7 separate regions of the Homo sapiens genome follow, and regions 1, 2, 3, 4, 6 and 7 are each linked to region 5. Evidence: chromatin loops called from intact Hi-C (ENCODE). Cell type or tissue: endothelial cell of umbilical vein. All regions are shown on one strand. Links, peaks and the distances in the headings refer to the core of each region. The heading gives the core; the rest is flanking DNA.

Region 1 (4,464 bases), core at 315-4,314, 600 kb after region 5:
GTATGCAAATGTCCTAAGAGAAAAATTATTTCCCAGGTTACTACAAAGAGATGTATATTCTGAAATTTTTCCAAAGAAATTTCTGTTATACAGAATATGGGTTTGGGGAAAGGTTATTAAACCAAGCCACTAAACTTCAGCATTAATGGACTACATACAAGGGGAAAAATACATTGTTTTAATAATTAGGAACATATTGATATTAATTTTATTATTTTATATGTGTTGAAATGGCAAAGATGTAAAAAAAACTACCAACTACTAGAATATTGAAGAATTTGAGGATGAAATTCACATACACTCCACATATAGTGGTGGTAGTAACATATAGCAGAGACTTTATAAACCAATACAAAAGTATGTAGCAAGGTTATTAAAACAGATTCATAATTTCTGACCTAGTAATGCCAGTTTTGGAATATCTATCCAAATGAAGTAATAAGGAATATAGTCAAATATACATATTCACAGTTATCACATTATTTATAACAATATTTCCATTAAAAATAGAAATACCCTAAATATCTTATAAGAAAACAGGCACATGGTACTATTATTATAAATTATGGAGCCATTACAAACCATGTTTTCAGCCGGGCGTGGTGGCTCACGCCTGTAATCCCAACACTTTGGGAGGCCGAGGAGGGTGGATCACGAGGTCAGGAGTTCAAGACCAGCCTGGCCAACATAGTGAAATCCCATCTCTACTAAAAGTACAAAAATTAGCTGGGCGCGGTGGCAGGTGCCTGTAATCCCAGCTACACGGGAGGCTGAGGCAGAAGAATTGCTTGAACCCGGGAGGTGGAGGCTGCAGTGATCCCAGATTGCACAACTGTACTCCAGCCTGGGCGACAGAGCAAGACTCTATCTCATTAAAAAAAAAAAAAATGTGGTGACACTGAACAAAATAAGGATATAAAACAATTTGGAAAACCAAACGGGGTTATTGTACATTGTCTTCCATGTACTCTCCTGCACTTACCAAATTTTCTTCAGTGAACATAGACTTATTTTATATTTAGAAAAAAGCAATAAACATTTACACCAAAAAAAACCTCTCAGCATTCACAGACAATCAAAACAACCTGTAGAAATGCCACTAACAGTATCTTTGAAAGCCAAACCATCACACTATTCTTTGTATTGCAGTTACCCAGAATGCCACAGAGATTTTCATATGAAGGAGACTGGTTGCTTTCTTTTTTTTTTCTTTTCCTTTTCAGGTCCATATTGCTTGATCTGAGCATACTGCAAAGTGTCCTAAAAGCCATATGGGAGATAGACTTCTTCGCAGCTGCAAAGGAAACATTTGCAGAACAGAAAACACCAGAAATCACAATACATTCTTAGTCATAGTAAAATGGAACGCACGCGAAATATTGAAAACATGGAGTGGAGATTTCATTTTTAAATATTTTAATTACCAGAACAGAGCTGTTTGATTCTATTTCAGAGCTCGGTAGATGAGCAGCAGCGGGGGGGGGGGGGTGGCGGCGGCGGGGCCAGGGAGGGGAAATGGAGGAAAAAGAACAACAGCCACTCGGAGTGAAAACAATCATCAGTTAACAAATGGCAAAGAGAAATTAAGTCTTTCTAGCTGAACCGTGTTTTGTTTCTTACAGAAGTTTTACTGCTGTAAAATGTGGCACGTTTTGTACTGTATGTTCTCTCGGAAAAGCCAAACAGAAACCAGTCATCATGGTTTCCAGAGAGCAAGGCCTCCCCTTTCTCATGTTTCAACTACGCAGTCTCCACTTGGGCTGGGGACCGTATCATATATCATAAATCACTCTCTGATAGATATTTGGCAAGCAGTCAGCACCCCAGGCTATGCAACAAACTATAGTATGGAAAATTTTTAAGGTGGAATCTTGATTTTGTAACTTAAGGACTTAACAGCATCTCAAAACATTTTACTACTTCCTGGTACACACACACAAAAAGCCAAGAAAGCAGAATTCTCCATATGGTTTTCGGTTTTATAGGATATATACACAATAAGCCATACAACTGTAAACCTGGAGGCGTTCTCTTGCTGTTGTTACTTCAACTCCAGTGAAAATGAAAACAAAATTAGAGAGTTTTATCTCAACCTAGCCCATGAAAGAGTCAAGTCACCAGGAACTTCTAGAATCTGCTTTTTAACTATCCATCCCCCTACAGTTAACTGTTCCACACCTTCTTAGAAACTAGAGGAGGCAGCAGGACTAGGGGGTTGGGGACAGATTTTATTGTAAGATAATAACATGCTGTCAAAAGTACTGTCAGGGATTTCAACAGGAAGGCTTATACGTTGACAAGAGTCATAGAAACCCCAGTAGAGTCTTCCTCCTGATTTCAGGCCCAAATCCGAGTGTTTGAGAGTCCCTGAGCATGCACTCCCACCTTCTCAGATGTTGCAAACTCTTACTCACATGTTCTTCTTCAGGAGCCTCTTTCAACAAATCATGCTTTTCTTTTTTGAAACTGCAAACTGCATTTAACCCCCAAGTCACATCATCCCAGCCGACACTAGGGGCTGTTGGAATACCGCAGCTCCCAGCAAAGCTACTGCTAAGAAGCCAGTGAGCCTTTCTGTGCACGGAGGGGTTAAGTCCATGGTATTTGGACGTGCCCAAATGTTCTCAGTGTTCTCGGGCTGAGCAATTCTTAGAAGGGCTAAATAGAAACGGGGGAAATGTGGAGTGTGCGGTGTGGTATTGTGCTTTCTGTGAGAAACAATGCATGGAAAAACAAAAGAAAGAAACTGAATAAATCCTTTTTGAAGTTTAAAATAAACGCTGCTTTTTGGTTGTTGTTGTTTTGGTTGTTCACAAATTACCCATAGTTTGGGCAGGCTAAATATAAAATTTGCAATGTCGTTTATTTAAAGTGTTTCTGTCCAATCTCAATCAATTTGAAGAAGAAAATTAAAGCCAAATTTAGACAAAATGTATAAGTGGTTATATGTACATATGCTAATTCAGAAATAACATATATTCTAAGTATATTATGTGTTTCCTTCCCCACTCCACCAACCCCAGTTGTCACTGACCAATTCATTCTTGAGATTCTGTTAATTCCCATCAATGAAAGTCTCGCGCTTTGTACTGATGAAACTCATAGGCTCACAGGTCACCTCACAGTCACTTGTGACCCCACTTGCAGTTGATCATCAAGTTCCAGACTGGACCTGCCAACTGCTTCTAAAAGAAGAGAAATTTCTTTCTAAAGGAAGCACTGGAGTACGGTCCTGCCCAAGCCCAGCCAGCCTAACAGTCCTTCAGTATCTTCATTTCTGCCTCTCTTACATCAGTGGTTCTCAGGCTTGGCTGTATATGAGAATCCCCTGGGAAGCTTTTAAAAATTCCAAAGCCCAGGCTACATCCCAGACCAATTACATCAGAGTCTCTGTGGGTAAAACAGAGGCATCCGTACTTTGTGCAGCTCCCCAGCAATTCCAGGTGTAGCCATGTTGGTAGCCACCCTCCTGGCTGGGATTCCTGCATCCAGTCTTGCTCTCCTGTCAGTGGATGATTCTACTAAAACTAAGAGTGAGGTTACTCAAGTAGTATATATGGTCATGTTTTCTCCCTGTTTAACAGACCGCAAGGGTTCCTTCCTGCCTACAGAAAAAAATGTCCATATACCTTCCCATAACAGTCAAAGCTTCCTGGCCTCCATGTCCCTCTCTATCTTCCTGCCAATCCCTGCCTCCACACTCCCCAATCCTGTCTCATGGAGCCACCTGAACCCCCACATGCACCATTCTCTCACTCACATATCCAGGCCTCAGAACGGGCTGCTCCTTCCAGCTAGAAAATTCTCTTTCTCCCTGCCTAGTACATTTCAAATCTAAATTCTCCTCATCTATTTTTGGACCCAAGTCAGGTGTTTCTTCTTGGGAAATCCTGCTCACCAACACACCCAAGATGTCCAGCTGTCACCAACGCTAGTATGTCCCCAATATCCTAGACTTACCTGGAGTACAGGTAGAGAAGTTGCCCATGACCACTGGTACTCTTCCCAATTTTGAGTTTACCTATAGTACAGGTAGAGAAACTGTCCATTTACCTGCTTTCACTCCCACTAGTTGGTGACCACTTAGGACACAGAAGATTCCTTGCCCACCATTGTAACTTTGGTGCCTGGTTCAGCACCCAGCATGTGGTGGGAACACAGATTGAGCAAAAGCTGAGTGGTCCCAGCCAGCTGTAAGCATGGAGCTTCACTTTCCAATTCAATCAGGTATACTGTTTGTATTAGTCTGTTTTCATGCTGCTGATAAAGACATACCCGAGACTGGGCAATTTACAAAAGAAAGAGATTTATTAGACTTACAGTTCCACATGGCTGGGGAGGCCTTACAATCATGATGGAAGGTGAAAGGCACATCTCACATGGTGACAGAGAAGACAAGAGAGGTTGTGCGGGGAAACTCCTTTTTATAAAACCATCAGATCTCATGAGACATATTCACTATCA
Region 2 (4,464 bases), core at 133-4,132, 1.3 Mb after region 5:
AAGTCTGGTGTTCCATTCCCTTCAGGCCAGATTAGCACAGTCCTTAAAATGGGCAAGAAGTTCTTCAGTGTGCTGAGAAAAATCATGCACTCTAAAGCTGCATTTCCACTTAGAAAAGTCACTTTCTAGCTCTGTCCTCAGTTTTCTCATCTGTAAATTTCAGATTATGATGGTACCTGACTCATAGGTGGTTCTGATGATTAAATGAATAGCAATGAAATAGAGCAAACACCAATTATATTGCAAATGGCTGTAATTTATATTGTACCTGTAACTACGTTCTGCCTGGCTGTCTTGGGAAGATGAACCACTATTCATAACCTTGCTTTTTACTGGAAAATTGTGCACCTAGTTCCAATAACATCTGCTTACAAATGGGGTTGAGGACAACTATACCGTTCAAAAATGATGATGATAAATGCTGAGTAATTTTACCCCCCCATCGCTTATAAAGAAAATAGCCTAATATATGTCAGAACCAAATAAAACTTCTCTCTATATTACCCCTTGGTAGGCATATGCCACAGCATTTTGTTCAGTCATGAACAAATGAACAAATTACGTCAAGTTGAACTGGAAACATCTCCAGCACAGACACATGAAAGTTAATAGCCAACAAAAGCAGGAGGATATTTAAATGGCCTCATTTAAGGTTATAATTAAATTAAGCAAATTTTGCTGTAATTCTCATATGAATTTGAGAGTATATTTAAAAATATAAATCATCTTCCAAAAGCAATGTCCTTGATAGTGACAAAGATTGAAAGGGGCTATGGGTGAAGCAGTATCAGCCTAGCATCATTACTGGGGGAAGAAAATCCTCTGTCAGCTACACTGCGCTCACACATGGAGGACAAGAGGTGAGCATTAGGTCAGTAGCAAGTCTGATCAACATTCCTATGTTTTCTTACTTGAATTATTTTTAAAATGTTAAAAAAAAAAAGTGAAGTCCACGTATTAACATTTTTGGAGCAGGTTTTTTTTTTTTTTTTTTACATTTTCTTGAGAATTGGAAGATATTTGTCTGACATTGCAAGTACTTGACATATTTTCCCATAAAGATTGTGATCCTGGGAATTATTTGTCTTAGGCAAAGACAGTTTAATGGGTGGAGGTCATATGTTTTACATTTTGTAATCTCGAGATTACATTTTAATATCACGGGCCAGGTCTACTTTGCTCTAACCTATTCCCCAGCTCCTAGTACTGTGCACCTGGCATATAGTAGCCACTCGATAAAAGTCTGTGGAGTTAATAAATCTGGGCCAGGCTCTGCATTTTATCGAGGCAACGGAGTGGGACGCTGGGAATGTGTTTTGCTAAGAAAAGGAGGCTAGCTTTTTTCTGACAATGACTACTGTGACCTCTGCTGGTCAGATTTTAGAACTACAATTCAGGATCCAAAAGAAAATGCAAGAATTCTGAAGACTGCAGAGGAGTTTCTCAGCTTTCTTTTCTTAATCTATACTCCATCATAAAAGGAGTATAACAGAGCACAGAGCTGTATCACTTATGATGCTTAGTATGACTAGGATATGGTGACTACTAAAACAAGGATAAGTGAACAACTTTTCTTTGGGGTTTCTGGGAGGGTATCAAAAACAAACAAACAAAATGAACAAACAAACAAACAAAAAACAGCACAGTACCAGAATAACTGGACTCTGACCGACCTTTCTATGACTATCTGTTAGCTGGTAAGATATTCAAGGTCTACATTCAAGAAAAGTCTAGAGTAGGGACCCAGTCAGTGAAATTGCTGTGGTCTGTTAATCTCGTTAATTTTGAAGATTTGTTACTCTTGCTATTTTGAGGGTCATACCCTTTATATACCTTCCAAAGTCTAGTTTCCTCTTTACATTATATTTGTCTTACATGGGATAAGTTTATCACCTTATAAACATACTGTCAAGTAATTGTAATTTTCTTCATAAGAGAAAGAGAAGATGTTTGGCTAACTCTTCTTGACTACCTCATTTCCCCGACTGCAGATATTTTAGAAGGCTATAGTTGCTAACACGGTCCTAGAGTGACCTCTTGCTGCACAATTGCTACATGAACCTGCAAACTCAGTGTTGGATGCTAGTGAATTGGTAAGACAGAACCCTCCCTGTGTATAAAAGTGTGTACCTTGACATGCATAATATGAACGTCAACTTAGCTTTTTAATGTTTCTGTACTCTGTAAAGCTACTGGCTTTCCTATTTTCAAGCAGTAATAAAAAGAAAATTCATTCTCCAAAATAAATTCCATGAGCTTGTGAAATGGTCTATTAATTTATCTTCTTGGGTTCTGTTTTAAAAAGAACATTTCACTTTCCTAATATTCAGATACATTATGGATGTAACATATAGGACTACTGAATAAGCAAGAGAATTTACATTTGAGGAGTGGCCGAGTTCCCTGTGGGGTCCATGATTTGAAATTCCACGGTATCTGAATTTACTTCCAAAGATGGGTTTATGATGTAAAGAATAGTCTTACTGTTTAAGTCCTTTTGGCTAAATTTCTCATGGATAAATTCACCTAAAAAAAGAAATAAATGAATATCATGGGTAATCAAACAAAACATTAAATAAAAGCTAATAAAATTGTATGGCTATTTTATTTTAAACACAGCTTTAAAAAACAGCTAAAGTACATTTTAAAACAAGAAATTAACATTACTGTAACTATCTTAAAACTCAAATGCAGCGAGCTTAAATTAGGCATTAAGTTGACTGCTTCAGAAATATTTGCCTTAAAAAAATGAAAATAAAGAGAAGGAGAGTAGAAAGATACAGTAATAAAAATCTGTAACTTGGTGCCATCCTGTTTAATGATGTATTATGATCATTGTGCTCATAAAGTAGAAATAATATACAATCCAGAGAATCCATTAGGAAAAAAACCAAGAACTTTTAAAAAAAGATCTGACATCATTTAGAGTCATTTAGAATTCATGACAGAATAAAAAATTAGTCACAAATAGGAAATTTGGTCCTGATATTATGTTCCTTTGAATATATTATAATCAGCTGTTGAGAAAAAAAATATAAATAAACAGTTGTATATCAGTATTTGGTTCTTCCAGTCAGGATAAATTTAGGAAGGCTCAGCTTCAAACCCTCTTTAGGAGCAATATTGATTTATAAACTGCATCTATCAGTAAGCCCTGGGGAGTGTTTACCAAATGGGCCTGCACTTAATTAAATTACTCTCTAGCCCTGCCAGCCACTGGGTATTTTAAAATGGCAATTGTAAGGATTAAGGAGGCCAGTACCTGTTGTTGTGTTCTCCAGATGTCCATGTTTTGGGCCTTGTAGAATTTTAAAGATGATCTGATCGTCCTCAGTGTCAGGGTCTGATGCCTTCAACACGCGGGAAGTGATGTAAATCCCGTAGCAGCCATTTTTCAGGAGCCCCACTTGAGAAGGGGAATGCAAGAGTGTGATACGAGGAGCTGTTTTGTCCAATTGGTCTACCTGGATCATCAACAATGACATAAAATGTTGTCCAAAGGCCCCTCACCCCCATGCAACGTTGGGCTTTATTGGTTCAACAATGACACACTGTCCCACGTTTTGGATTCCTTATACTCCTCACTAGTGGATTCCTGCTAAAGACAGTCCTGTTCACAACAGCCTCAGCAAATATCACAGTGCTTGGAACAGAGGCCAATTTTCCACTGTAAACCTTGACTCCACTTTATCAATTTGTCTATTGCTTGACTGCCACTTAGGATACAAGTTCCGAGAGGGCAGGCGTCAGGTCTTTCACCGCCATGGATTCCCTGCACTTGGCACAGTGCCTGAACCATAATAGAAGCCCAGGGAATGTCTATTAAATGAATACACTAAAATTGACCCAAGAATTCTAGAGCAGACTTCATGTTAACTCCACAGAAGAACTTCTCCTATTTTCCTGGTATTTAGTGATTTACAGACACAAAATTGTGAGGGTTTACAAATATATAGAAATTTTTTTGGCATGTCTTTTTTCAACTGGCAAAAATGTTGAATAAAAATAGAGATACCTCAGTAAGGAAAAAGTGAAAGGTGATTATTTCTAGACATTTGCATATTTCTTTCATTGAAGATGAGAGCCAGGTAGCTGAACAGGTGGACCAGATTTGTGAAGATGGTGGATGACATCTTCACAACCTACACTGTAGGTTCAAACACAACAAAGGACCTCGTTCAGTCTGTACGGAGCTCAGTGCATCTTGCATTTGCAAGATGACTGTTGTAGGTTATGGATGGAGCAGGTTTGGATGGATTAGAACAGATCCACCACTGATACTAGAAAACATGTACAAGAATCTTCATTCCCCTCACTCCTAATCTCTCGGTTCTTAATTTCATTTACACCAACCTGATACTACTGTAAATCTTAGTTTGCCCTAGCAAAGTAAAGAATTCTTGTCAATGATAAGACCATGTATATTTTTGTGTATTATGATACAATGAACTACTCTGTAGCTAT
Region 3 (4,464 bases), core at 186-4,185, 670 kb after region 5:
AATTCCTGTGGAAGTATAATTCTTGAGCCCAAAATTCAGCACAAATAACTGTGCTTTATTCCTCCAATTCCAGTTGCTTTTCAGCTGAATGCAGTATTTGCTTTTGTCTTACATATGTGCAGATGTGGCTGTATGTCAATAATTTGTTTGTTGAGTTCCACTTCAGATGAGGCTAGCCTGGAAGTGAAATACACAAAGTGTTTTATACAGGTCTTGGGTTTCTTCGATTTATTTTCACCGTTTTTAGGGATCATTATTGCCGTCGGAATGATCCTCTTTGCATGCAAGATGATTCCTAATGATTATTACTATTTGTAATAATCTGTATCAGAAAGCTCCCTGGCTAGCTCTTACCTGAACTGCAAAGTACTCTTGTGGGCTCTCTGGGAAACACCAAATATCATAAACTGCAGGTGGCTCATGGAATTATTCTAACTGCAAGCAATAGGACTTCACAGTAATGAAAGAGAAACATATTTGTTTCTTAACTAAGTAGGTAAATAGCCTTCTTTATTGCTACTCCTTGGGGACCAACGGTTTTGAAAATAGCATATCAAAATGGTAGCCCATCAAACCTCATTAATTTATATTCAATTGATTCAGAAGTTTTTTGTTCTTAGGGCACAGTGGATTGAATGTTAACTTTACCATGCGTGAGTGCTAGCACTTTCTAAGTAAAATAATAGCATCTACCATTGAAATATTTTATCTAATAAAGAGCACAGGGCAAGAAAAAGCCACTCCATATGGGAGCACTGCCACTAAATATTAAATGTGTTCCTTATAATTACTGCACTCGTTTAGTAAAAAACTCTTACATAATACTTGAAGCCTTCGATATAGCAACCTACACTTAAATAAAAACTTCCTTAAAATGTTCGGTTTAAACATAAATAAGAAAAAAGCTCTTCCTCAATTGGCCAAATTAAGGACTTATAAAAAAATTGTTTGATCTTTTTCAAATTTTAGAACTGAAAATGAAAGATGAAAAATTATTATGAAGATGACTAATTATAAATAAATTACAGTACACACATGCATACATATATAAGAACTCAGGTAGCTGTGGGAGGTTTTAGCCAATTAAAAATTATACAATTATCAGGCTCAGAGCAATTATTTTATCTCCTCCCACAGACCACAGCACAGTGGAGAAGCCCACATGTTGATTTCCAGCCTCTTTCTGTCTGTATTCCTCTCTACCCTGGGCTTCTTTTCAATGCTATTGTTAAAAGTGGTACTGCTCCTCTTATTTGCATATGTGATGCTTTAACAGCAGATAAAATTCTCTACAAAAATGGTGCTTCAAAATAGTGCCTTTCACTAGAGAAAATCACCCAAGGCATACTAAATCAAATAGAAATATAAGTTTTATACAAAGCAAAAAGAGATTCTTTTATAAATGATTTTCAGTTAAAAGCAAAAATCAGCATTATTTGCACAATTTTACCTCTTAAAGGTGAAACTTACTTGTATCAGAATGCTGAAGCATAAAATTACAAATGATTAAAGAACTGAACACATTTTAATATCATGCTTGCTACTCTGTTCACAAGGGCAAAAGATCTTACATGGGCAAAAGATCTTCCTGTGTGTGAAACAAAGTGAGCAAGAGAGAATAATTGTAACTTTCTGCAATTTCAGAATATTCAAAATTCGTGTTCTTCAATTACTTGACCTTAAGATTTTGCCATTTCTTTTATCATTTATTATGTTTATTATGATATTTATTCATTCATAGTCTTTGTTATTTAAGTAAATATGACTAAAAAAATCATCATATCCCTACTAACAGCACTAGCAAAAATGAGAACCAAAAAGGTAAGCTAATAAATGGTGCACTGGCTGTCGAGGGAACTGATTTCTTACGGACGAACTACATCTGTAAATATGGCACTTTACATAAAACATATTCAAATAAAGTAGGGGTTTAATATACTTCCTTTCACTACAAAGGGTTAATCAGCAAGGTTTACATTTGGGAATTTTCAGAATCACGCTCCTCCCTCTCCAGTAGCGCTGCCAAAAATCATCGACAGGAAACGTAAGATTAAGTTTGTCCTACCTAAGCGAACAAAGAGTGCTCTGAACAGGCCACCGGTTTACTGCAGAGCGGGAACTTTTCTAATCCTGCTGGAATCTGCAGTCCTGCTCAGAAAATATCACGGAAAAAAGTTGTTTTCTTTCCTCTAACATCTTGTCTCAGGATCATCTCATTTTGGTCACACTGCAGATCCTGCTGCTTCTCCCATAAAGGTTAACTTAAAGCTCCAAACATAATCATGTGGAAAATGGACATTATTGATTCCTATGGTCCATTGTTCCCCCAACCTAAGTCCCTGAAGTTCAAGTTCAATCTGGAATTACATCATGTCTGGTTTCTCCTGGTTACCAGACGGCTTGAGACGTGACCACAGCTACAGAAAAAACAAACAGCCTTCTTCACGCTTCGGCTCCCCTATCGATTCAAACGTAAACTTTTTTTCTTTCTCTCAAGTACGCTTCAAGTATGGAGCATGGTTAATTTAGAGATTAAGTTCCAAATTAGATTATCTAATGGCATCTTAATGGATTGCTGACCCATTTCCTGTGGGATGGCAGCATGCAAGTCTGGCTGGAATACAATTAATTTCTTAGGAAGTGTTCTGAAGAGTTTGCCTAGATAAAAAGGAAATGTCGTGTTGTACAAATCTTTCTTTATAAATGGAGAAAGTTAGGCAAAACTACGACAAATCCCAACATATTATTCAAAAGCCAGACCACAGATGTTGTGCGTCCGTGAAAACCATATCAAGATCATTTTTAAGAATGGTAATGTTTTTATTTTTGATTTCATAACAGGTGCAAATAATTTTGATGAGAATAGAGTAATTCCTTTAAAAAGAATATTCATATACAAAGACAAAAGTAGTTAGCAGCCCCTTTACCAAACAATGATCATGTGAAATTTTGGTTTTTGCAATTCTCCACCTTGAACCAAAGATTCTTCCATTCATCTACCATATCAGCATTTCTATCATAGTCCCAGAGTGGTGCTAGGGGCCCAGAATGGTGTATAAAAAGTTGAGGATTTGAACACACTTTAGAGCTGACAGCTGAAAAGGAAATTCAGCACTCGGAGAATAAAGCTCCCCCCAGGAACTCCAGGAACAACCCAGCTGTTGTACTGTAGTTATGTGTCAAGATAACAAACTGAGAGCAGGAAATGCTAACCTAGTGAATTCGCGGGGATGTTCTAAGTGTAATGTTGAAATAAAAGTTAACTCTTTATATTACCTAAGGACATACTGCCCTTATCATACGTATGCCACATATATGTGGAGATATACACACACACTACATACACACACACATATAGATGCATACACACACAAACACATATATGTAATACAAACATATGGTTTGCAACCCATTATTGAAAGTTATTTTTTGTTTAAATATTCATTCTTTTGAGAGCATACATTTTACAAAGAAAATGTTATGAACAAAGCAAGGAAAATGGCTGAGGTGAGTGTTATGCAAATTAAGTTACATGGATAAAATGAGAGCTATTACCCCCCCACACTTTTTTTTTCTTTCTTTCTTTTTTCTTTTTTTTTTTTTTTTTTGCCCTCCCTCTCCTGACCAACCAGATCCAAATAACCTTTACTGGCTGCTAAATTTCTCTTGAGAAATCAAGCAACTCTCTAGAATTGCAGTAATAAACGACAATTTCTTAGAAAAACATGTGTAAAGTAACTACAGAATGAAGTATTCAACCCACAGAAAGGAACTGCTAACACATGTAACACGGAAAATAGCTGATAAAAGTCTCTTTGGTGCCATTCAATTATGGCATCCGCAGAAACACAAAAATCCTCCCAATTATTTTAGTAAAATCTTCATTTATTCATTATTTCAGAGGCTGAGCAAATGGTTTGTGTAAACATATCCTTTGGTAACACGCGCATGTTTATTTTAGCCATCTGAAGACTTCTTCTATGTTTACATAAGCCATCAGACACATACAACCACTCACTTGTGGCTTTGCGTTTTCTTGAAAGGGGTGAAGGGAGAGAAGAGAGAATGAAACAATAAATTCAGTTTCTCTTTTGCATAAAGCACTCCCTCTAATGTTTTAAAATAGCTTATGTTTGTATTATTCTTGGATTGTCCTTCAGCTTTCTTTTTCATTCAATTATATTGATCTTTCATATCTGACAGTACAGGCTATATTCTGACTATCACTTTAAGAAAGCCAGCCAGTCAGGGAGTAACTGCTGTATATGTTTATGTCCACATAACTCACATATGCAACAAGGTAATTTGTCCACATGAGACAAAGCACAAACACAACAGTACCTACCTTAAGCAGTTCATCACCTATCATCCTCCTAAGATCTTGAGCCCATTCTGACTATACTAGAAGTGAGCCCTTCACCCAACCAATATTTTACTCTGGGTTAACTGCAGTTCCTGACCTTT
Region 4 (4,464 bases), core at 349-4,348, 210 kb before region 5:
ACATTCTCTTTCTGTAAAGTTTACTCAAAACACTCCAGCCAAATGAGTTTAATTGGATTTAAAATTCAAACTAAGAAATCTGTAGTATACAAGATACAGTGCTGAGCAACAAAATAAGTAAAATTCAAATCTAAATAATAGTATTACAGCAACAAAATAGAATTTAAATGTTTCATGTCCTTAAAAGAAATATAAGGTAGTATGTAATAATCTGTCTGTAACAACAAACTGTAAACAACATAACGATCCATGATTAAGCCTGCTTCAATATATCACAACAGACCTACATGTGCTTACATAACTACCTTTCCCAGGTAAGTTTTTAAGTAAAATAAAAAGGTATAGGCAAATATAATATGATGCTATTTAAGTATAAATACATAGAATTTTTCTAAATTTTAAACCATAAACTATTATTAGTGGCTATTATGAGTGGTTTCTATGAGAAGGCTTTTTAACCATGTTCAAATTTTATATTCTTTAAACCTTAAAGACAAAAATTAATGTAAAATAAATGAACATGTTATTTACTCTCACAGTAATAAAGGAAAAAAATGGCAAAAATCTCCATGTTGGGGCTCCATGAAAATTCATAAAATGCATAGAACTTTAGGCTGTTTTTTATCTGCAAAACATTCTTATTGTTCAATTCTATCTAAAAGTGAAGTTTTATTTAGAAAAATCTAATGTGTATGATTTTGTTTATTTAATAACAACTTAAAATATGTTTAAAAACTGTGTTTTTTTCCTTTATCTTCTGAACTTGATGACTTGGATTTTAAAATGTATTCCTTACTCAAATGACAGAGAATAATACTAGCACAGAAGAAACTGCTATAATGGAACAGTCATGAACTTTTAAACCTAGACTTCTGTTCAAATGTCTTAGTTACCTTCATCTGTATTATGGAAATAAGATCTATTTTCCAAGAATTATACCACATGGCACTTTGTACTGGGAAGATACTCAGAAGCTGGTTATTAAAAGAGTAAAGAAGTGAGTAATAAACATAAAAATCTCCAAGGCTTTTCTGGGAGAGGTTTTTGTTCAATATAATCACACCCATGCTACATATGAGCCAAAGTCACGAAGCCTAAGGGGTCCTGGTTAGCTCTGGTTCCCCTTTATCACAAGAGAGTCAAGAAGTCAGTTCAGAACCCATGGTACCACAGAGAAGAGTGCAGTAGAACTAGGTAGTATAATGGCAGCAAATTGCCTATGTGCTATCTCATGAAAAGAAGAGATCCAGGCCAGGTGCGGTGGCTAATACCTGTAATCACAGCACTTTGGTAGGCAGAGGCGAGAGGATCTGTCAAGCCCAGGAGTTCAAGACCACCTGGTCAAGGTTTAAAAAAAAAAAAAAAAAAAAAAAGAAGAGAGCCAACATCCTCGTAGTGTGCACTGCAGACACTGCAATTAACAGGAACAATTACAGGGGAGAAATACTAGTTGGAACAACTTACAAAATCTGGCCCCTGAGCATACTCAACCTAGGTTGCCAGGGCCTCCTCCAACATATCCTATACGTATAAAGAGAGAACTTCAATCTATGAACACAGTCACAGAAAACCAAAGGCAACGTTTGACACTTTTCCTTATTTATATGCTTATTTAATAATTTTTATCAATCATAATTTCCTACTGCTTTTAGCATATTGAATATCAAACTAAAAAGAATGAGTGTTTTTATCTAATGACAAGTTTGTTCAACTTTTTGAAAAAACAACAGACTCCTTTTGTCAAATAGTCAAATTATTTAAAGAATACCAACATATGAAATGGGAAAAATGGAGACATTCAGTCTATTCCTTGTCACTGTAATGCCTACAGTGAAACCCTGTTGACCCAGGGGTCCACAGAACACAATGTGTAAAACAAGAACCTTATAACAAAATATTTTTAAGTTACAAAATAACTCTTCAAAATAGTAAGAAATAATTTCTTAATCTCATCACTTCAACAACTACAAAATAAAAATAGATTATACTCCTAATAGCTGCTGTCAAAACAAAAATCGAACAAATAACAGACAAAGACTGCAGTTGTGAAAATGCAACTGGATGTGAAGAACATTACTGCAAATATCTCAAAAGTCCACAAGATGGTGATATTTAGTAAAAAATTAATACATGTTCAAAAGCATTGCATGATGTTCTCCAGGAATTTAAAATGCTTATATCTTTGTAGTAAAAGAATGTTTGCTAAAAATTAAAAATCAGAATATTGATGAGTGAAGTCAAGTGATTTTATTGAAAGCAAGAAAACAATTCAGAGAAAAGATTCTTCCACCTTTGCATCAACAATTTCCTTCATCACTGACCTTGCCTAAGAGGAATTATATTTGAGATTCCACTTATATAAGAATGAAGATAATGACAAATTTAGGGGGAAGTTATCATGAGACTCTTTCAATGATAGCCCTCAATAAATAATATCTGCTTAATTATTAAACTGCTATCAGATATCTGCTATCAGATATTGTCAATAAAATACTCATTTGATTTTCCTGAATATCACACAAGAGAAGTTTCCTTATCCCAACTTTGTAAGTGAAGAAACTGAATCAGGGCATTTGGTAACTGGTAAAACACAGAATTATCATAAGATTCAGCAATTCCACTCCTAAGTATACACCCAAGAAAAATGAAAACATATATGTACATAAAAGCTTGTACGTGAATGTTCACAGCAGCATTATTCATAACAGCTAAAAAGTAGAAACAACCCGAATGTCCATCAATTGATGAATGGGTAAATAAAATATGGTATATCCATATAAAGGAATATTATTCAGCAATAAAGGGAAATGAAGACTGAAACATACTACAATACAGATGAAACTTGAAAGCATTATGCTAAGTGAAAGGAGTCAGTCACAAAGAACCACATCTTGTATGATTCCATTTACAGGAAATATCCAGAACAGGCAAATCCATAGAGACAGAAAGTAGATTGGTGGTTGCCCAGGACTGGGAGAATGGGGGAGAAGGTGACTGCTAAGGGGTACTGAAAATGTTTTTAGGGTTCTGAAAAATGTTCTAGAATTCACCATGGTAGTGAACGCACAACTCTGTGAATACACTAAAAGCTACTGTACTGTACATTTTAAATGGGTGAATTGTATGGTATGTGAATTACATTTCAATCAAGCTTATTTTTTTAAAAGTTTTCTAATTGATTAATATAGATTACTTAGGAGAAAAAAGTAAATTAGCTATGCTTTCAATTTGTAATTCAGCATCAGATATGGATTTAGACTCCGTATGTATTCCTTCTGTCTTTCACTTTCCCTCAAAACAAAAACATGTACAGTAATTCATTTACATTGTATGGTAAAATGGAGATACACAGAGAAAGCTCACTTCGGGCATATAGCCAGATGAGGTGGCAAGCACAACTTGATCTTTAGTGTAGATCTGAAGAGGTGAACAGGTGTAGGTAGGAGTTTCACAGAACAAAACCCAAGAAGACTCACGGAGTTATAATGTGGACTTAAAGGGAGAGATAAAGGACTCCTCCATTTTTTAAAATCGTGGTAGAAAAACACAATATTTACCATCTTACCCATTTTGAATAGTACAATTCAATAGTGCTAAGTATATTCACATCATTGTGCAACAGGTCTCCGGAATTTTTTCATCTTGCAGAACTGCAGAAATATACCCATTGAACAACTCCTCATTTCCCCTCTCCCCAGTCCCTGGGAGCCACTAATCTACTTTGTGTTTCTATAAGTCTATTTTAGATACTTCATATCAGTGAAATCGTACAGTATTTGTCTTTTTGTGACTTATTTCACTTAGCATAATGTCCTCAAGGTTTTTCAGTGCTGAAGCATGTGATAAGATTTCCTTCTCTTTAAAGACTGAATAACATTCTATTGGATATATATATATCACATTTTGATATATATATATCAATATGTGTGTATATATAGCAATATGTGTCTATATATCTATATATGTCAACATATATATCAATATGTGTGTATATATGATATATATATATATATCACATTTTGTTTATCCATTCATAGATATTTGGGTTGCTTCCATGTCGTGGCGAGTGTGAATAATATTGCTATGAATAAGGACTCCTCTACCTTAATATCCTACTTTCTCACTATTATTAAGATTCTAAGGGAACAACAGAAACTTAAGCATAAACAAATACCTAATAAGATAAATCAGCATTCCCTCAAGATGTCTTTCAAAGAATATGAATATATGTTTGGAAAAATAAAGACCTCACAATTACAAAAGTTTAGTAAACACTAAGGTAAAACAGATAAACAGGTTTCTCTATTGCAGGTTTTTTTTTTTTTTTTTTTTTGTCTTTTTTTAGAGGCAAGATCTCATTCTGCTGCCCAGGCTGGAGTGCAGTGGTGCAATCATAGCTCACTATAGCCTTGAACTCCCAGACTCAAGGAATCCTCCCACCTTGGCCTCCCAAGTAGCTAGGAC
Region 5 (4,464 bases), core at 240-4,239:
CCTGAGTAGCTTAGGACTGCAGGTGTGCACCACCTTGCCTGGCTATTTTTTTTTTTTTTTTTGTATTTTTAGTAGAGACGGGGTTTTGCCATGTTGGCCAGGCTTGTCGTGAACTCCTGGCCTCAAGTGATCTGCCCACCTCGGCCTCCCAAACTTCTGGGATTACAGGCACGAGCCACTGCATCCAGTCTTGAATCCTTATTTCAAATAGTGTCTACTTTTCAGTTTTCTGATCAAAGTCATCAGTATTCAGAGCTTCGCTGGATTACTATGGTGCATATTTTTCCCCAGGAAATAAAATAATCAGTTACATTGTTCCATTCCCATAAGACCTTCTCTTGTTTATTGAGCAGGAATAGCAACATTGGATGTTTATTATGTACCAGGCATTCTGCTAAAGCATGTTATATATATATTATCTCAAGGCAACCTCAACCACCCAATGAGGTAGAGGTGTCCCATTATTCCCTTTTTACAAATGAGGAAATTGAGCATCACTGAGTTTAAGTGGTTTGCCTTAGTCACTCAGTTTATAAATGACAGAGGTAAGGTTTGAATCCAGAAGACCTGTCTGACGCCAAAGCTACAGTTTTAACTTAATGTTTGAAAAATTCAACTTTAAAAAGAGAATTCGTATTTTAAAAGAATTCATGAAATAAGAACATTCCTGAAAAGGTTGCATGCCAGGATATACTGTAATTCAACAATAATTACATTGTTAAACAAGGAAGAACTCATCATAAAAAGATTCTCTGTGGCTATGACAACAATTATGGATGCTTTAAGAAATCAGTAATTTCCTAAATTAAGATACAAAGTTTAAGATGCAGGGATAGTTCTTTAAACAAAAGTGGTTCACTTCTCAAAGATGAAGGATACATATATTTTGAGGCAGTGTATGGGGGGCTGGGGTGAGGAGACAGAAAGGGAAAGAGAGGAGTGAAATATTCTATCTAGGTAACCTTTAACAAAATTGCAAGTTTGTTTTCAAAGTTTATACGGTAAGAGGGTACGGTGGAAGAAAGACCTCATCGTTAAGGCAGAGAACATCCACAGAGCAAGATCTTGTCTCTGTAGGGCTATATTGCTTCCTTTCTAAAAAAAAGAAAGGTTTTCCTTCACAGTGCATTTACGTCAAAATTCTAAAACCTCTCACATGAGCCTATCACATCAACCTTGTCAAGTCTCACTTGTTGAAATGAGTGGGATTTGAAAACTTCTGAGTGTGCTATTACATTTTCCATTTATGTTCAGGGAATATGGCTGTGTGAAAAGGAGGCCAAGAGTTGTGGGGGTGGTGGATTTGAGGGAGAGACAACTCTAAATGAGTGAAACCAAATAGATTGATTGTTTCAGGTGGTGGAGGGTAGTCTCCAAGAAGGATTGGGCAAGGACTTTGAGAAGAAAATGCATTTTACTTTTTACATTTTTAACATTTATTGCCCTCACTAAACTACATGTTACATCAAATATCAGAGTTTAAATAAAAGAATCCAATGTTTCTTTGCTTCAAAACTGTAAACAATTTACAACTGATCTATTTATTCTCGATGAAATAACAATAGATACTTCTTTTTATTTTCTTCTTGTCTTTTTTAGAGCTCAAGAGACAAGGAAGCATCATGTAGAAATTTGATATTTCCATTAAGATTTCTCAGCTTCTGGAAAACAAATTTGATATTTGTGTCAGGTTGGAGAAAATGCAACCCTAAACCTAACCTTAATTATATTTTAACCCTAACCCAAATTCTGTGTAATAGAGGGTACTAGGCAAGGGAATGACCAGATGTTTTTTAGAGAGGGCAGAAGTTGTTTACTGATGTTAGAAAATTCACGTAACTTGGGCAGGAGAGGTGGCTCACGCCTGTAGTCCCAGCACTTTGGGAGGCTGAGGCTGGCGGATCACCTGAAGCCGAGAGTTCGAGAAAATTCATGTAACTATCCACTTCTAAAATTCTTAGCATTTGTATTGCTATCATTATAAGTGAACATCTTTCAGGTTTACCAAAAAGCTTAGCCATTTTTTAATCAAAATTTAATTTGGTGAAGATGTTTTTTAAATAAGTAAACAAATTTCTGATTGATAGAGATCAAATGTTTTCCCCTAGTAGCCAGTAGAGGGAGCTGTTGGCATTTGATTTGGCATTATAACTCGACCTGGAAGTTCCCTTAATTAATTCAATGTTTGAAATCAAACCACAGTTTAAATGTAATGATATTAATATGCAAGAATAGACGTGTAAACGTGGAGATTTTCCATTCCCATTAAACTTTCTACACAACCACAGATTTCTGGTTCTTCTGTGGGCCCCTTTTAGAGAGCTTATGTTATAGAAATGTTGGCTGCTGTAAATTAAAGCTGCTCAGAATTGAGTTCATGTACCTAGGCAATGATTCAACATTTCTGAGACTGATTGCAAGTCAAGAAAGAAAGCAGCTTCTTCCTCCAGCTCATAAAAAAAGAAAGCAAAAAAAGATGTTTGACCTAGAATTATACTTGAAGTTTTCAAAAGAAAAATTGTATGTATTAGGTTGATAATAAGTTTGATTATCTCTAATCCAGGAGGAAGAATCCTCTGTAGTTAATGTTCTGGGTATATTTGATGCCGTCCTTGTGGTGAAATATAGCATATTGATTTTTCTTATATTCCCTTCACCCCAAGTTCATTTCCACAGCTATAGTTTAAAAAGCAGTTATTCACAGCCTAGTGTTTAAAATATACTTCTCCTTTTTGTAATAGGTTTAAGCTAAAATGGATTATAAGTAATAATTTCCAAGCACTTCACCAAGTATTATCTTTATCTCAATAAACCTTAATATATAATGTACACATAAACTGCAGTTGTAACTATCTGCAGATAACCTAGCAGACAGCCGGGGAAAGGATTACTCTGATAGTAGTACTTCTCAACCAGCCTCGGAATTCAGTTGTAAACCCCCTAGGTAAGAGAAAGTTTGAAGAGAGAGTTGGAAATAATCATTCTGATTCACTTAAATGTTTCCCCTCCCTAATGTAAACATAAAAATAAACTATTGCATATTTAAATATATGATATTAAAGACATGAAATCTTACCAAACTTGAAATAGAAAATTACTCTAAAAGATAAAGAAAGCAGTGTTCTGTTTTGATACGGATTAACAGATGAACATTAAGCTCTCTACCCGATCGTCACCGATAGATTTAAGATTACTCCTTAAGGCTACACTGAAAGCATACTAGAAATAATAGGGTTAATTGTGTTCTGAGTACATAAAGAAGTGCCACTTTCTGGGGACAGTATGCCACATTGCAATTGGCAAACTAAATGCTAAACCAAAATCACTTCCCCTGTTCACAAAACATGTGGAGCTTCTTGGAAAGAAAAAAAAGGTGTTTTTTAACTGAGTGGGGACAGTGTTCTGTGCTATTTCCAGGAAGTGTGTATTTTCTCAAATCACTTATGCTTTTTAATCTGTTGGACCTGGTCTATGTTTTGTGTTGATTTCTGGGCCTTCCAATCAAAATTAATTTTGCTATTCTTTCTGAGAGAACTTTTTAGAACGAAAAATGAACCTCTCATACAGTTGAAAGACAAGGACCAAAAGTGCTGTATTATACTTCTTGAATGGTTGAAATCTAGTTGGAACAAAACCCCCCAGCACTATTAAAAATATAATTTTAGGTGAAATTTCATTCCATATGAAGCATTAATTTTAATAGAGACTTATATATAAGCTCTCATTTGAATAATAATGTAAAATTAAATTTAAATTGTAAATAACGTCCAGATACTAGTTGTTTCCTGGCTCAAATTCTTTAGCACATATGGTGCTAGCATAAGCTTGTGCCTGTCTGCCTACTCTGGGTAATTTTGCATGCAAATAGTTTTAGTGCCTATGTTGAGGTGCTAAAACGTGTTTAGTACACTTGAAAATATTTGCATTGCAAAAGGAGAGCGAATCTCCTGAGGAAAATCAAATTGATATTTTGTATTAAGAGACCACTTTGGACACTGCGTGGTATTCTGCTAGGGAGAATTCTGTTTACAGTGCAGCTAGCATTTTTAATTGACCTTTAGAAAAGAAGGTCTGGCTTCAGCTTTGCCAGGTTTATAAACCGTTGGACCATCTTCTGGCAGCATTCACCACATTAATCAGTCAAGAGAGAAAGAGAAGGAAAGAATCTCCTTGCCTTGGCTGGACTGTAGTGTTTCATGCCTCAATTTGGTGGATTGGTAGGATAAATATGTTAATTATAATTAAAAGTTTCAGCTGGAATGTGCCTAACTAATTAGCTAACTAACTAACCAGCTAACTAAGGAAAGGCTTTAGTACAGTGGAGCGGTGGTGGGTGCTGGGTGTGAGGCCCCACACACTCTTCCATTTGCCTCACTCCCATCTGCTGCATTTATGGGAACCAGTTCGTTAAGAGTCTGAATTGAATCCAAATAAAATGCATTTCTGATGCAAGCCCGATGACTG
Region 6 (4,464 bases), core at 202-4,201, 1.0 Mb after region 5:
GGGAGCACTGTCATCCAGGGGAAAAAGGCCTCTCTTGGTGAGACAGAGGAGAGAAAACAGGAAGTGCTCCCCTGGTCCAAGCAGTTGCCCTGTGTCCCTATGCAGAAAGTTGAGTCCAGATTGATTGTCATATTCTGACTTCCCCTCCCCCACTGCTTTTCTTTTAAACAAGGCAGTAAATTTGTTAGTAGTTTGGCAACTGAACTCATGGGTTGGTGGAAGTAGCCACCAAATGGTGTGCCTGACTCATGCAGTGGGAAAAGCTTCTGAGGGAGACAACTGAGGTGTCTCTGGGGCTAGCAATGCTCTTACTGTGAGACTGGCCTCAAGACAATGGAGAGGCTCTCTTGTATGCTACATATATCTCTCCCCATGTACACAGTTGATTGGTCCAGTGATGGACACCTGACCAAAGGTAAGCCAATAAGATCCTTCCCTAGTATTTTTTGAGCAGTAACTAAGGTAATCTCCTGCTGGAGACAATGCTTCAGATATAAAAGGCAGGAGTTGCTGCTGGCTGCCATGTTTCTTGCCATGTAGAAGTCAGTCTCAGAGAATAAAGGCAACATTCAGAAAGAAATATGGGGTGAGATGGAGATAGTTGGTTCTGGTCATCTTTTATTCCCTAGTTCCAATTGTTTCTTAAGCCCCTGCTACACCCATTCCTGGGTACATGGTTCTCTCTAAATCAGTACATGTTGTTTCTTTAGCTTGTGACCATTGAATTCTGACCAACACAATCTCCTTCTTCAAATGAGAAATTCATTGCACTTTCAGCCTCTTAATACAAATAACCATAGATGGGCTTATTCTGTTTTAATGTAAGAACAATTGCAATTCAGCTGTCTTCTTGAAACAGTATTAGTACCAGGCAGCTGAGAAGGACTTGCAGACTTGAGGCAAAGCCTAGGTTAAACTCTTTGGAGAAGGGAAAGCACAATTTGTGGGGGATAAGGGGCAAGGGGTGAGGACTGGGGAATTTGCCATATTTAGGAAGAGGAGACCTCAGAGTAGAAAATAGTCTTGAAAGTGGGTATTGAAAGAGGACATAAGCACATTTTACTTACTTCATAATGCTATGAGGCCAATATTTTTGGGTCCATAATCAGAGACTGATCTTTTCTTGGAAAGGGAGAAGAGATATTTATTGCAGTTTTTCTAGAATATTACTTCTAAGAATTTGCTGGCTCTGAAAGAACTTGATAGATTCTGTTTCTAGTTTGTGCACATATTTTTATTTGAAAATATTTTTAGTATTACATAAATAACAAATATGAATTTTTGCTAGGCTGTCTGTGAGACAGGGGTTAGGGGCATTAAAAAACACCTTCTGGTGACCCCTTATTTAAAACATAGTGGGGTATAATTTTGGAGCAGTAAAACCTCATTATAACATACTTACAGTTGACATTTTCAGGCTGTATTGTCCATGTTTTTAAGTCCTGGAGAAAGGCCCATTAAAGCTGTGTTTCTCACATTAATTCGACATTTAACCACTTACAATACAAACCCCAGTCTTTTGGAAAATGTCATTAAAAATTTTTTTGCCATATATGGACATTATTTATTGTTTGAGCCCCATTGTCTACTTATAATATGCCCTTTATCAGACCCAAATGCCCACTTCAGAGATTTTCGTTTTGAGCAACAACTGGCTTCTTACATTATCCAATGATGCAGGAAAGTTAAATTACAGCCAGTTCATATCATAGAAACAAAATGTTTCCTGCAATTACTGATAAGGGACAGTTCATTTTCTCTCTGTCATCCTGAAAAAACCCTCCCAACAACAATTCATGCCTGGTTAAACAGGATTTCCACATCTACTGCTGACATCTTTCCAAATAATTCAGGGTTGTTATTACTGTATAGCCCTGGCAAGGCTCAAAAGCAAGCAGACTTGACGAGTCTGCTCAAAGCAGAACTTAAGTAGTTGTAATTAATAATAATTACATGCCCACTACACTCCAGTTTTATCATATTACCCATCAGTGCAAATAAAAAACCCCACACACAACACACTTGCAACAGGATTAGTGCATTAATAAAGTCACTCTGCATATGTCATCTCCCTGAAGTTGAAAATATTCATAATGCTTTCTGTTTTATTGATTTTCATGATTGCATGTCTGGTTGCAAATGTTGTTTAGATGTAATACAGCTTGGGATCAGCCTCGTTCTCTTCCAAAAACCTTCTCCCCTCCTGCCGTGACTCGGATTCGAACCGAGGTTGCTGCGGCCACAACGCAGAGTACTAACCACTATACGATCACGGCAAGCTACTGAAGAGCTGAGCACTAAGCTTTCTCTAAGAGCTATTGCAATATTAAAATTTGTGGAAACACTGCCATCTATTGCCTAAATACGTACATTTTCTTAATATTTGGAAAGAGAAGCTGTGTTCCCGTAATTTCTAATTATTTAGAGGAACAATAATAAATTCCTTGAAAATAAAATGAGCATTGTCTTCTGGGCTGATTGGGAAAGTTGTGATAGGAGAGGATTCACTGGGTTTGCTGTCCAGGAAATGGTGATGAAGGTAACAAGACTAAGAGATACCAGTCTGTTGACTCACACTTCCTATGTTTAATCAATAATGGATATGGATTTCCCACCCCAACCACCACCAAATAATGCTGCATTGAATAACATATGAGTCTGAGCCTCTTTTGTGCATCTTTTCACCACTAGCCTTATTTCCATTTGCTTAGGCAGCACAACAATAAAAAATATAGCAAGAACAAAATGGGGACTGCAGAGACTCAAAAAGACTTGCTTTTCCTACTAGGGGAAGCCAAAGTCAGTATATCCTGACTGAGGAAAGGATCCCTTTCAAACTCATTGATCCTTGAAGCTAGTTTTCTCCCCGCCAGAATAGCTATAGGCCTTAAAGCCAGAATCATCTCAGCAAGAAAAGCTTCCCAATAACATTAGTGAGCCACCACACAAAGAAACTGGAGTGTTCTATGCTAGATAAGTTTCAAGAGGAAATTGATTTTAGATTTCTTTGCTGTAAAACTTGAAGTAGTAAGTAGTCTACACAAGATATTCCAAGGGCTGAAAATCTTAAAACAAAATGCACAGGAATACCTAATCAATGGATTGTTATCAGGGTGCCTCCTTTAATTCCTCTATACAGAGAGGACCTGGGAACAGCTGGAGCTAGCTGGCACTGTATGTGGGTGGCAAGAACCTCATGCATGTATTGATTGGGTGCCCACAGCTCTAAGGCTTCTAGAAGGAGGATATCTCTGAAGAGAAAAGTTTCACATAAATGTTCACTCACTCACTCCCATCTGATCATCTATAGCCCCTTTTCTTTTTCTTCCATCTCTCACAAATACATCTTCCGTCTATGGCCACATAGAAGATTCTTGCTTGGAGTTCCTGCTCCTGAGCCATGCATGCCCTATGCAGGAACCAGGCAAGGCATTCTCTGGCCTGAAGAGGAATACATGTGGGTGAGTCTGGTGAAAGTTCACCTGTGGCAAGAGGGCAAACCAAATCTCCTGCTCGACAAAAGAGGACATAATTGTTTCCTAAAATATAATCATTCATGTACCACCTTCATAATTTTTGCTGTGGCCATGTACCAACTGAACCACAGGAGAAATAATATTTGTAAAAGATCAACTCATAGCATACAAATTGTGGAACCAGACTATCTGGATTTGAATTCTGGCTCTATCACTTACTAACTGGGGCAACTTGGGCTGCTTATTAACCTCTGTGCCTCTGTTTTCTCATCTATTAAGTGGAGATAAAAATAGCAACTACTTCATAGGATTATTATGAGGGTTAAACAGATAAGTACATGTCAACCTAAAATAGGTCTGTCACATAGTAAGCACAGTGGAAATGTTAGTTACATTACTATAATTTAAATACAAAATTTTCAAATGAAAGTTTACAACATTCCATATATTTAAAAACATAGTAACACATTCCATAAATAGAGGTCACTCTAAAACAAAATGTGAAAACAAACCAATAGAATTAAATCCTAGCAGACACTGTAAGCTCCGAGCTCAAGTTCTGCTCTGTGTTTAAAAGGAAGGTGGGCAGATCTGTTAAAACCTCATCGGCCTCAGAACCAGGCTTCTTCTGGACTCTTCCGAATGACCACAAAAGATTTGAAAAAGGAATAACTTTCTCTTCACAGATTTTAATACTATTAAATGCCACACCCATTAGGTAACTCCTTAAATTACTTCACACATTGGATCTGTCGGCTTAGGTCATACTATGTGACAATGTGCAAATCTTAGTGGCTTGGAATAAGGAAGGCTTTCCTTCCCTTGCGCTGATCCACATTTATTGCATGGCCCTGCTCTCTGTCTCCTCACTCAGGCAGCCAGGTTAAGGTAACAACCACTGTCATGAACTCTGCTCATTGCTTTGGCAAATGGAAAGAGCTCTGCAGATTCCTGAACCAGCAATGAAAATCTCTTCTTACAACTCACT
Region 7 (4,374 bases), core at 4-4,003, 970 kb after region 5:
AGCTGTTAAAAACAAAATAGAACAAGAACAAAGGGGTCCTGTACACTCGAGGAGTTTACTCCACTAACAGTCTTGCTCCGACATGTGAATCTTTTAGATCGGTGTCAGCTCAACAGTGATATTCTATGAAGTCATTCAGTGTAGGCATTTGATCATCTAGACCTGTACTGCCCAATATAGTAGCCCCTAGCTACAGATGACTACTGAGTACTTGAAATGTGGCTTGCATGAATTGAGATGTGCTATAAATGCAAACTATATGGGAATTTCAAAAACGTAGAACACATAAAAAAGAACACAAAATATATAATGTACAATTTTTTATATTGATCACATGTTAAAATAATATTTTGAATATATGTTGTTGGAATTAATTTTACCTTTTCACTTTTAGAAATGTGGCAACCAGAAAATTTAAAATTACAAGTGTGACTCTTGTTTAAGGCTCACATTATATATTTCCATTGAAAGCACTGGTCTAGATAGTTGGATGGAATAATAGGACACGATGTTATAGGCCAAGACAAGTCTTCTGAAATTATCTTTGCTTTGTTCTTAATTTTGCAGCTGACATTAACACAGGAATTCTAAATAAAGTATGAAAAGATGTTTTATATGAATACTTTTTTTGGTATAAATGTATTTTTATTAGTGAGTCTCTCTTTTAGTTAAAAATAGGCAAAAAATTTGCAAGTAATCAAAATAACAGCTTGAAATAAAAAATTACAAATACCTACCCTTTGGTTTTTAATTTTTAACGTTGCAAAGAATTATAAATAATGATTGATTTTGTCTCCCTGCCCCCAGAAGAGTTAAGTTTACTTAGATTTGATTTTAAAATTCTTGAAAGCCAGAAGTCATGTTCAAGTGAAAAATAAAAAAGTCAGCATTAGGCATCTGGTTATTATAGTCTTTACTTTGAAAGAAATAAAATACTGCAATATTCAGTGAGAGTTGTTTAAAAGTTGCATATATCTTCTAGGTTGTATTGCTATTCTTAATAAATCAAGAAAGTTCTTGTGGTTTGAGTTAAGCAACTTGGTAAAATAAGTATGTGACATTTAACTTAAGCCACAGAGTATTGCCCAAATGCACTCTTGTCCCTGGCCATCTCTCAATGTTCAGATTCTTTTATAACATGTTGAAATCATCTTACATGACAATTTTACCTTGGAGTACGTAACAGCTAATCAGCTGTAACAAACAATACTAGATCAAAGGCAAAAACACACATTTTTCTTCACTAGTAAGTCCTGGACTTTAAAACTTCAATAGCAATTTTAAAGCATGTCTTCATAATGAATAGTGTATTGCAAGCAGCAGAATGCATTCTCAACAGTAGCTTTATGTTCTGTTTACTTAAAATCGTTCCATATGCACTTATGATAAATTACTTAATCTTTAAACATAAAATGTCTTAACTCAAGGATAAGATTCCCACTCAGTAAATGCACAGGGATCCTACTACTTCTTAATCAGAAAGCTAAAAATATGTGCATTCAGAAACGATGTTTGCTGAAGTACTTGCAAGCCTAAGCCTCTTCATTCTAAAAGGGATATATCCAAGGCTGACACCAAGGAGATGACTTTGCAGAATAAAAGCTACATGTTTTTCCCGTTAAATTTTGTTTTGTTTTGTTTTTTTGACCCAACTTTGGATTGTTGAGGCATCAGGTAAGAAGCTGTAAAAACATACATTCTATCCATGCTGAGTAATATACAGGTCACAGCTGTAACTCAAGTTAAGCCACCAGCTAAGAATAAAAGCACAAGAAAATAAACCAACCAAAATCGAAAGCAAACAACATGCTTATCACATAATAACTATTGAATAATGCAAATATTAACAAAGCAAACCAAGCAGGAGGCCTCCATCTCAGGAAGAAGAAAAGCCAGCAAATGGAAGGCAGTGATTGGGAAAGCGATAGGCTCTTCCTCCTCGTTCATTATTGAGAAAAAGTGGATCAGGACTGACATCTGCTGGCCTTGCTAATGGGATGTACCCATTGAAACAAGGGTCTTGGAGAACAAAACATTCTGGTGGGGTGATATTGCATCACTGGCGTAGGGAGGAGGCAATGGCTTGGCAAAGGCCTTTCTGGTGAGCCACTTCCGAAGTAGCCAATCAGCGACCACTCCTCGGGCCAGAGTAGCCTCAGTTTTTCACCCTCTTTGATATTTCACCCTCATAACCAGGAATGTTTTTCTAATCATCCCAAGAAGGGACAGAATATTATGTAGGTGGATTTCTACTTAGGATGACACAAGTTCCAAGAAGTAGTGGTTAAGTAGATGCTCAATAGATATGACAGACAATTCCAAGTCTTTATCAAAAGGCTCATTGGAGAATAAACTACTTGAAAAGGCTCATTGTGTGTCTACCCATTGACAACCTCAATAGCTTTCAGCAGTACCACACTAGGGATCAATCAGCCTCTTGACATTCACTGAGTCAATGTCCTGAATCTGTTCAACTTTTGTCAATCTCTCTTCTACCTGCTCTATTTTCTAACTGAAATCAATCTTGTGGCACAGACACTGGGTTTGTGAAATTTTGTCCTCGTGAGGCCTTGCTTCCAATCTCTGGGGTCTTAGTTTTCTAAGCACAGTACTATCCATCATTGGGAAATACCAGTTCACCATCGGCCTGGAAGCTACAAGAAACCTAGGGCAGCGTCTATCTTACTCAAGTCATCTTCTTGGCACCTAGTACAGTTCCTATCCTATAAATAGTTACTCAACAAGTATTTATTGACTTACTTTGAAAGTTAAGTATTCTATATTCCCTTATGTTGCTTTTAGGAATGCAATTTCTGTACCGTGGATCTAAACAGAGCCTAGTGGTCTAGTGTTTAATTAGAAACACTAGTTTTAATTGGAAATAAGCAGTGATGCTGAGTACTTTTTGGGCCTCCCACCAGTGCCCATCTCCATGTCATTTTAATCTTATCTCTTATGGGAGGCACATCCTAGGCTTTGTAATAGTAAGCTTAGGTCATGAGTTATACAGAAATTCTTTTCCAGAACAATCCCTAATGTGCTTCATTTCAATAATAAAAGTGAGACTGGTGGGCCAGAAATCTTTTCCCTACACCTTTTGCTTATATGAATGTCAAAGTACTGTCACAAGTATATATGACTGCTGTCTCTTTCAGTTAAATACATATGTATGCCTCTTAGTGTACGTGTGCATGTACCCCTGGACACAAACAACTTATTTAAAAAAATTCTTTTTACAAGGCATATGGAAAAATTGAAGCCTGGAAAATTTTCCCCAGAGACAGAAGGGGGAGAAAGCCTGAAACTTTGACTGCCAGAGCATGAAAGAGACATACTGATCACACATTATCTTTAAAAACACTTGCAAAAATCATCCGGCTTAGATGAAGCTGGATGAAATTGATCCAGCAAAGCTGAATTACATTGCCACCTCAAACTACATTTTGGGAGGCAGAGGCAAACTAGTGCATATAAATCATTAGCTTTAAGGAGAAAATTATTAGCTTATGTCAAAAACTCTGCAAATCCCATTTTCTCTTTTCACCTTCTTTGAGACTCTGTACTTTGCTTCCAGCTTAAACAAAAGAAAAATGAACAGTTTCAGTTTGCTTAAATACAGTTGAAGTAAAGGTCCTTTTTTTAATTATGAGGAAATAATTCTGAGTATTTTTTGTAGTCATTAATGTTGTAATGGGATTAATAGTTTATATATATTTGTAAGATTCTCTAAGCCTTAGGATTATTCTCAGATTTAAAAAAATTAAGATTGTAAAAGAAAACATCAGCCTTAAATTATTGGGTACTACCATCTCAATATTTATAACTCATTTCAACAGTTTTATTGAAAACATGTTCATTTACATTTGAAAAAATTTGAAGGGGGAAATAAAAATCATCCTGCTCAAAAACTTTGCAAAGCATTTTGCTTTTTATATACCATGGTAACCTAATAAAGACACTGTCACGTGGCAGATGGCATGGTATATTAGCCTTGAAATGAAACACTAGATGCCAAAACTATTAACTCCAACGTGCTCAGAAATTTAAAAAATAATACTTTTTAATAATTTTTTAAAGCAATTAGCTTGTCTTTCATCTTATCCTGCAACAAAAAGTAGTCGATTTCTAAAAAGGAAAAAAGCTCCAGTGCTTACTCAAATATGATTTGCAAATACAGTACCAGGAGGTATTTGAAATACTGAATCTGGACTGGAGCATCCAGGCTAATAGTCTCAGTCCTATTTACAATCATTTTGGCCGACATGTACAGACTCTCCACTTATGCATTGTTTGAGCAGAACATTTCTTTTGTCCTGTTCTTGCACCTTTATCCCAGCCCCTTTTCAAACACATAGTTTATACAGGCACCTGGCT

What was found. A loop is a pair of places that touch in the nucleus more often than their neighbours do. Peaks named below come from ENCODE experiments on the same cell type or tissue, not always from the same donor. Only the 100,000 strongest peaks of a DNase experiment are listed, where the experiment ranks them.
Region 1: a loop joins it to region 5, with 4 times the contacts of the local background. A loop is called at or near these places in 7 of 110 quality-filtered maps.
Region 2: a loop joins it to region 5, with 13 times the contacts of the local background. A loop is called at or near these places in 13 of 110 quality-filtered maps.
Region 3: a loop joins it to region 5, with 7 times the contacts of the local background. A loop is called at or near these places in 9 of 110 quality-filtered maps.
Region 4: a loop joins it to region 5, with 12 times the contacts of the local background. A loop is called at or near these places in 12 of 110 quality-filtered maps.
Region 6: it touches region 5 in a loop (12-fold over the local background); 53 of 110 quality-filtered maps call a loop at or near these places.
Region 7: a loop joins it to region 5, with 9 times the contacts of the local background. A loop is called at or near these places in 39 of 110 quality-filtered maps.

What each region holds. Positions count from the first base shown.
Region 1 is chr9:14,028,730-14,033,193 of GRCh38, forward strand. No RefSeq gene overlaps it. Among named protein-coding and RNA genes, the nearest start is that of LINC00583, 100 kb to the left of the region's middle. In endothelial cell of umbilical vein, for the core only: a CTCF peak has its summit at 2,482; DNase peaks (open chromatin) are centred at 1,262, 1,792 and 2,452; H3K4me3 peaks cover 214 bases; H3K27ac peaks cover 1,689 bases.
Region 2 is chr9:14,767,343-14,771,806 of GRCh38, forward strand. It overlaps FREM1 (FRAS1 related extracellular matrix 1), which reads right to left. Exons shown (of 37, transcript NM_001379081.2): 26 at 3,263-3,464; 27 at 2,382-2,526. Among named protein-coding and RNA genes, the nearest start is that of CER1, 47 kb to the left of the region's middle. In endothelial cell of umbilical vein, for the core only: CTCF peaks have their summits at 1,359 (motif pointing left) and 2,046; DNase peaks (open chromatin) are centred at 1,329 and 2,019.
Region 3 is chr9:14,094,286-14,098,749 of GRCh38, forward strand. The region is part of intron 10 of NFIB (nuclear factor I B); the gene reads right to left. Among named protein-coding and RNA genes, the nearest start is that of LINC00583, 170 kb to the left of the region's middle. In endothelial cell of umbilical vein, for the core only: no CTCF peak of the experiment used is centred there; DNase peaks (open chromatin) are centred at 2,106, 2,386, 3,176, 3,976 and 1 weaker place; H3K27ac peaks cover 3,213 bases.
Region 4 is chr9:13,211,442-13,215,905 of GRCh38, forward strand. The region is part of intron 10 of MPDZ (multiple PDZ domain crumbs cell polarity complex component); the gene reads right to left. Among named protein-coding and RNA genes, the nearest start is that of MPDZ, 66 kb to the right of the region's middle. In endothelial cell of umbilical vein, for the core only: a CTCF peak has its summit at 2,100 (motif pointing right); a DNase peak (open chromatin) is centred at 2,130.
Region 5 is chr9:13,425,601-13,430,064 of GRCh38, forward strand. The region is part of intron 1 of LINC01235 (long intergenic non-protein coding RNA 1235); the gene reads right to left. Among named protein-coding and RNA genes, the nearest start is that of LINC01235, 3.5 kb to the right of the region's middle. In endothelial cell of umbilical vein, for the core only: a CTCF peak has its summit at 2,135 (motif pointing right); a DNase peak (open chromatin) is centred at 2,311; H3K27ac peaks cover 252 bases.
Region 6 is chr9:14,431,736-14,436,199 of GRCh38, forward strand. It overlaps TRH-GTG1-6 (tRNA-His (anticodon GTG) 1-6), which reads right to left and starts at 2,276; the gene lies at 2,205-2,276. It also overlaps a transcript of NFIB not described here. In endothelial cell of umbilical vein, for the core only: a CTCF peak has its summit at 2,347 (motif pointing left); a DNase peak (open chromatin) is centred at 1,746.
Region 7 is chr9:14,398,807-14,403,180 of GRCh38, forward strand. It overlaps a transcript of NFIB not described here. Among named protein-coding and RNA genes, the nearest start is that of TRH-GTG1-6, 33 kb to the right of the region's middle. In endothelial cell of umbilical vein, for the core only: a CTCF peak has its summit at 1,980 (motif pointing left); a DNase peak (open chromatin) is centred at 1,975; H3K27ac peaks cover 1,431 bases.